2 separate regions of the Homo sapiens genome follow, and region 2 is linked to region 1. Evidence: chromatin contacts called from ENCODE Hi-C or POLR2A ChIA-PET data. All regions are on one chromosome and are shown on one strand. Each heading gives the region's core, a stretch centred on a gene start or an enhancer-like site at or near the end of the contact. The rest is flanking DNA. Distances are from core to core; before and after follow the strand shown.

Evidence for each region. Hi-C counts contacts between places; a loop is a spot of excess contacts on that map. ChIA-PET counts read pairs that join two places held with the same protein, here RNA polymerase II (POLR2A). Pooled maps may share reads with other maps.
Region 2: a map with no recorded cell type shows a loop between it and region 1 (2.3-fold over the local background). The contact joins the enhancer-like site here to the promoter of AQP5-AS1 in region 1. A Hi-C loop is called at or near these places in 1 of 168 maps with a recorded cell type or tissue (mammary epithelial cell), 2 of 37 single-sample maps with no recorded cell type and 9 of 50 pooled maps. POLR2A ChIA-PET finds 5 or more read pairs at or near these places in 2 of 52 experiments (Panc1 and activated T-cell).

The regions. Positions count from the first base shown.
Region 1 is chr12:49,961,493-49,964,095 of GRCh38, forward strand. It overlaps AQP5-AS1 (AQP5 and AQP2 antisense RNA 2), which reads right to left and starts at 1,291. Exons shown (of 3, transcript NR_110591.1): 1 at 1,175-1,291. It overlaps AQP5 (aquaporin 5), which reads left to right and starts at 380. Exons shown (of 4, transcript NM_001651.4): 1 at 380-888; 2 at 2,000-2,164; 3 at 2,600-2,603. The coding sequence starts at 526.
Region 2 is chr12:50,311,077-50,313,679 of GRCh38, forward strand. No RefSeq gene overlaps it. Among named protein-coding and RNA genes, the nearest start is that of LIMA1, 29 kb to the left of the region's middle. Within about 2 kb of position 1,320, at least 2 of the 41 ENCODE cell types and tissues checked have a DNase peak (open chromatin) inside an H3K27ac peak, as active enhancers do.

The DNA of each region.
Region 1 (2,603 bases), core at 41-2,540:
CGGAGCTAGACGCCCCGAGGTCGGAGTGAAGCGCCGGGACCGAGCCCCGTCTCCCAGGGAGTCCGGGGCGCACGGCACCGAGGAGAGCGCGGGAGCCAACCTGGGCGCATCATGCGCAGGGCCCGGGACGCTGGGCCGGTCTACACCGCCGCCTGGGTCACGTGGCCCGGACGGGCCGGCGGCTGCCCCGGCCGGGGGGCGGGGGTCGCGCCGGGGTTGCGCTGGACGACGGAGAGCGGCGGGCCCGCAGCGGCCTGGAGCCTCCCAACCCGCGCGCCGCGCTGGCCCCCGAGCGTAGGAGCCGCCCCCTGCCCCCCCGCGCCGGCCCCGCGCCCGGCCGCCCGCCCCCTATATAGCGCGCCCCAGCAGGGCCCGCGCCAGGCCGCCAGCCTCGGAGTGGGCGCGGGACAGTGCGCGGCGCCCCGCAGCCAGGCCCCCGCCCCCGCCGCATCCACCTCCTCCGCCGCCTGCGACCCAACGGGCGCCCCCCGCCGCGGCAGCTGCCGCCGGGCCCCCGCGGCCACCATGAAGAAGGAGGTGTGCTCCGTGGCCTTCCTCAAGGCCGTGTTCGCAGAGTTCTTGGCCACCCTCATCTTCGTCTTCTTTGGCCTGGGCTCGGCCCTCAAGTGGCCGTCGGCGCTGCCTACCATCCTGCAGATCGCGCTGGCGTTTGGCCTGGCCATAGGCACGCTGGCCCAGGCCCTGGGACCCGTGAGCGGCGGCCACATCAACCCCGCCATCACCCTGGCCCTCTTGGTGGGCAACCAGATCTCGCTGCTCCGGGCTTTCTTCTACGTGGCGGCCCAGCTGGTGGGCGCCATTGCCGGGGCTGGCATCCTCTACGGTGTGGCACCGCTCAATGCCCGGGGCAATCTGGCCGTCAACGCGGTGAGTGCCCTGGGGGGGGGGTGGGAGCCTCGACCCTGGGGTGGGCTCAGGACCAGGCCTCTTACCCCACCTGGAAAAAAGGGGTGCCGCAGAGTGGGCCAGCCCACACCCTTCACCAGGAAGGCAAGAGCCTCCCAAGGCCAGGAAGGCAACTCTCCAGGCTGATATGTGCTCCCTTCCTGCCCACCTCCTCTCCCCCTCCCCTCATGCTGGCCCACCCTGGTCTCTCTCCAATGCCTGCTACCCCTCCTCTCCTGCCAGAAACTTCTGCCTCCTCCTGTCTCACCTTTGAGCTCCACCTTCCTCCTGGGCCCCTCACCTCTCCCATCACCTCAGTGGAGCGGTTGAGTAGAACCACCAGAGAAAAGCGGGCTGTCATCACGGCTTTGGGTGACCCTGGCCTGTCTGTGCTTCATTGTTCTCAGCGCCTCCATGGGGATGGTTGTGTCTGCCACAGCAGGTGTCAAGGGGCTCACATTTAGAAACCGTAGATAGGAACCCCCTAATGTGGGGCCAGTGCAGAGCAGTTTCTGTTGAGTATTGGTTCCCTCTTTCCCCAACCTGTGCTCCTCCCCTCAACCCCGCACCCCTGCCTCCCTCCCACCTCCTGCAGCCCCAGAGTCAGCCCCCAACCCCATGCAAACTGGGTTCATTAATCAAACACAGAGGAGGATTTGCTTGGCCATTGTCAAGCTGTGAGTCAGCCGCACTGGAGAGACGGGTTTAAGGCTGGCACTGGCATGGGGCCAGGCACGGGCAGGAGGCCGGGATGGGGTGTGAGGCAGGCAAACCGGGCAGCTGCCCACAGGATGGAGGGTAAATGCCAGCTTATGGGGGCTGGGGGTTGGGCAGAGCCATTGATAGGCCCGTGTCCAGGAAAAGCTACCCTGACGCTCTGCCCTTTGGCCACAGGCCTGAGCTTCAAGCCTGTGCAAACTATGAAATGTACAGTGTCTTTAACAAATGGCTTCGCTGGGGCGATGTCCACAGGACTTGGCTTCCAGGTGCCAAGGTGCTCTAAGTGTCCCTGGAGGCCAAAAGCCCTACTCCCCGAGCCCCTGGCTATACAGCCAGAAGGTGGCCGGGGTCCTAACCCGCTATCCCCTTGCAGCTCAACAACAACACAACGCAGGGCCAGGCCATGGTGGTGGAGCTGATTCTGACCTTCCAGCTGGCACTCTGCATCTTCGCCTCCACTGACTCCCGCCGCACCAGCCCTGTGGGCTCCCCAGCCCTGTCCATTGGCCTGTCTGTCACCCTGGGCCACCTTGTCGGAGTGAGCAGTACCGACATTGGGCTGGGGTGAGGGTGGGGCAGGCACTCAAGGCAAATAATGGAGCCCTGGAGCGGAGCCCACTTCAGATGGATGAGTCCAGCAGAGTTTAAGGCCTGGATTTAGGGCTCCTGGACTCTGGCCCTACTGGGCCCCAGAATTGATCCCCCCAAAACCTCTGGGCTGAGGAAAGATGGGAGTAAGTAGGAGGTGGGATGGGACAGGAATCAAACCCAACCTCAGAGCAGAGAAGAGAGGAGGGCGTAGTTAAGGGTCCATGGTTAACCAAGCAGCTGGGATCCTTGGAGGGAGAGGTTGCCAGCCTGAGTTTGAGACCTGGCTGAGCCCCTGGACTGCAGTGTAACCTTGAGAGAGTCCAGATTCTGTGGGAGTGGACCAGGATGTTGCCTTTCTCTCCACCGCCCTGTCTCTATCCAGATCT
Region 2 (2,603 bases), core at 70-2,569, 350 kb after region 1:
TCCAGCCTGAGCAACAGAGTGAGATCTTGACTTAAAAAAAAAAAAAATTAGCCAGGCTGGGTGGGGTCGCTCACGCCTGTAATCTCAGCACTTTGGGAGGCTGAGGTGGGTGGATCATGAGGTCAGGAGTTCAAGACCAGCCTGGCCAATATGGTGAAACCCCATCTCTACTAAAAATACAAAAATTAGCCAGGTGTAGTGGCGGGCGCCTGTAGTCCCAGCTACTCAGAAGGCTGAGGCAGAGAATTGCTTGAACCCGGGAGGTGGAGGTTGCAGTGAGCCGAGATCGCAGCACTGCACTCCAGCCTGGGCGACAGAGCAAGACTCCGTCTCAGAAAAAAAAAAAAAGAAAAGAAGAAATGAAAAACTAGCCAGGCATGGTGGCATGGACCTGTGGTCCCAGCTACTTGGGAGGCCGAGGTAGGAGAATCGCTTCAGCCTGGAAGGTTGAGGCGGCAGTGAGCCATGATTCTGCCACTGCACTGTAACCTGGGCAACACAGCAAAACCCTGTCTTAAAAACATAAAGGACTAAAGAATAATAGTTTTCTAGGATATATCTTAGAGTTAACCAATTTGGGTTTATTTTATTTGATGCATGGTTTGCTCTTCCAGTATGTAGAGTCATGTCTTCTCCCACCTCCACCCAAAGTGTTAATTGAATTATAGTTGTAAATATTAATTCTATTCCATTACTTTTGTTTTCTTCTTCATGGCATCCAGAAATACATATGTTGGATCTGGTTTGATTATTTTATCACTTTGTTTTCAATCTTTTTAATCTTTTTAATTTTTCTTGGCCTTTCTTATTTCCACACTCTATATCTCACATTATATATTTGGTCCTTACTATTCTTTTTGTTGATTGAGGTCACATTCTCTGGGACGCAGATTCTAAGACAGAGACATGTACACATTTGGAATCGACAGTTGTGACAAAGTGAAAGGAGGAGGATTGGACAAGAGTAACAGCTGAACTGTAATCAGTGATGTGCTAGTAAATAGTTAACAACTGGCTCTTGGGGGAGGAAAGCTTTGATTTGTAACATTTGACAATTTCCAGTGTATAAATATGTCTTTCTTTTTTTTGAGATGGAGTTTCACTCTTTTGCCCAGGCTAGAGTGAAGTGGCGTGATCTTGGCTCACTGCAACCTCTGCCCCCCACGTTCAAGAGATTCTCTGGCCTCTGCCTCCATACAGGCACCCGCCACCAGGCCCAGCTAATTTTTTTTGTATTTTTAGTAGAGACAGGGTTTCACCATGTTGGCCAGGCTGATCTCAAACTCCTGACCTCAAGTGATCCACCCGCCTCGGCCTCCCAAAGGGCTGGGATTACAGGCGTGAGTCACCGCGCCCAATCAGTGTGTAAATATTTATATCATGGCTAACTGAAAATTGGCAACATGATGTTACTGAACATGGAGCTGGAAAGAAATGCATAGTAGCTAATCCCAGCACTTTGGGAGGCCAAGGCAGGTGGATCACCTGAGCTCAGGAGTTTCAGACCAGCCTGAACAACATGGCGAGACCCTCTCTCTACAAAAAAAATAAAAAAATTTGGCCTGGCGCGGTGGCTCATGCCTGTAATCCCAGCACTTTGGGAGGCCGAGGCAGGCAGATCACTTGAGGTCAGGAGTTTGAGACCAGCCTGGCCAACACGGTGAAACCCCATCTCCATTAAAAATACAAACATTAGCTGGGCGTGATGGTGCCCGTCTGTAATCCCAGCTACTTGGGAGGCTGAGGCAGGAGAATCGCTTGAACCTGGGAGGCAGAGGTTGCAGTGAGCTGAGATTGCGCCACTGCACTCCAGCCTGGGCATCAGAGTGAGACTCCATCTCAAAAAATAAATAAATAAAATTTAAAAAATAAAATAAAATAATTAGCCGGGCATGGTAGTGCCTGCCTATAGTCCCAGCTACTTGGGAGCCTGAGATGGGAGGATTGCTTGAGCCTGGGAGGAGGGGATTGCGTGAGCCATGATTGTGCCACTGCACTCTATCCTGGGCAACAAAGCAAGAACCCATCTCAAAATAAAATAAAATAAAATAAAATAAAAATGCATAGTAGCACCCCTTCAGGTATATATAGACAATCTCTAAAGAACAGATAATAGTACATGTAGTAAAATAATTAGAAAGTAATATGTATTGAGTGTTTATTACCTTGGTTTTGAATATTATTTAGTTTTAAGTATATGTAATTTAAGTTTTAATAATGGCTGTGTTTAACAACCTGCTTGCAAAATTCCTAAAACCGTAACAATTGGTTCTCACAAGCCAGTAGGAGCCAGTTCCAGCACACCGCTGACCATGATGCAGTTGCAATAAAGATCTCAGCCAATCCCGTGGGGAGCTTTCAAGTCAGAATCCCCTGTCAGAGTTGTCTCACCCTGAGGCAAGGGCTTCTATATCTTGGCATGGACCTGTCACTACATGCAGATGGATCTTTGGGACAGGGTGTTGCCTTGGGTGGAGGGATTCCCTTTGAGTCCCAGAGAAGGATTCAGCCACCATTACCAGCAACTTGAAGTATGAGTGCTCCAGTCCCGAAGTGGGTATTTAGGGAACATACCATAGCATCCACTACACTTATGTATCCTG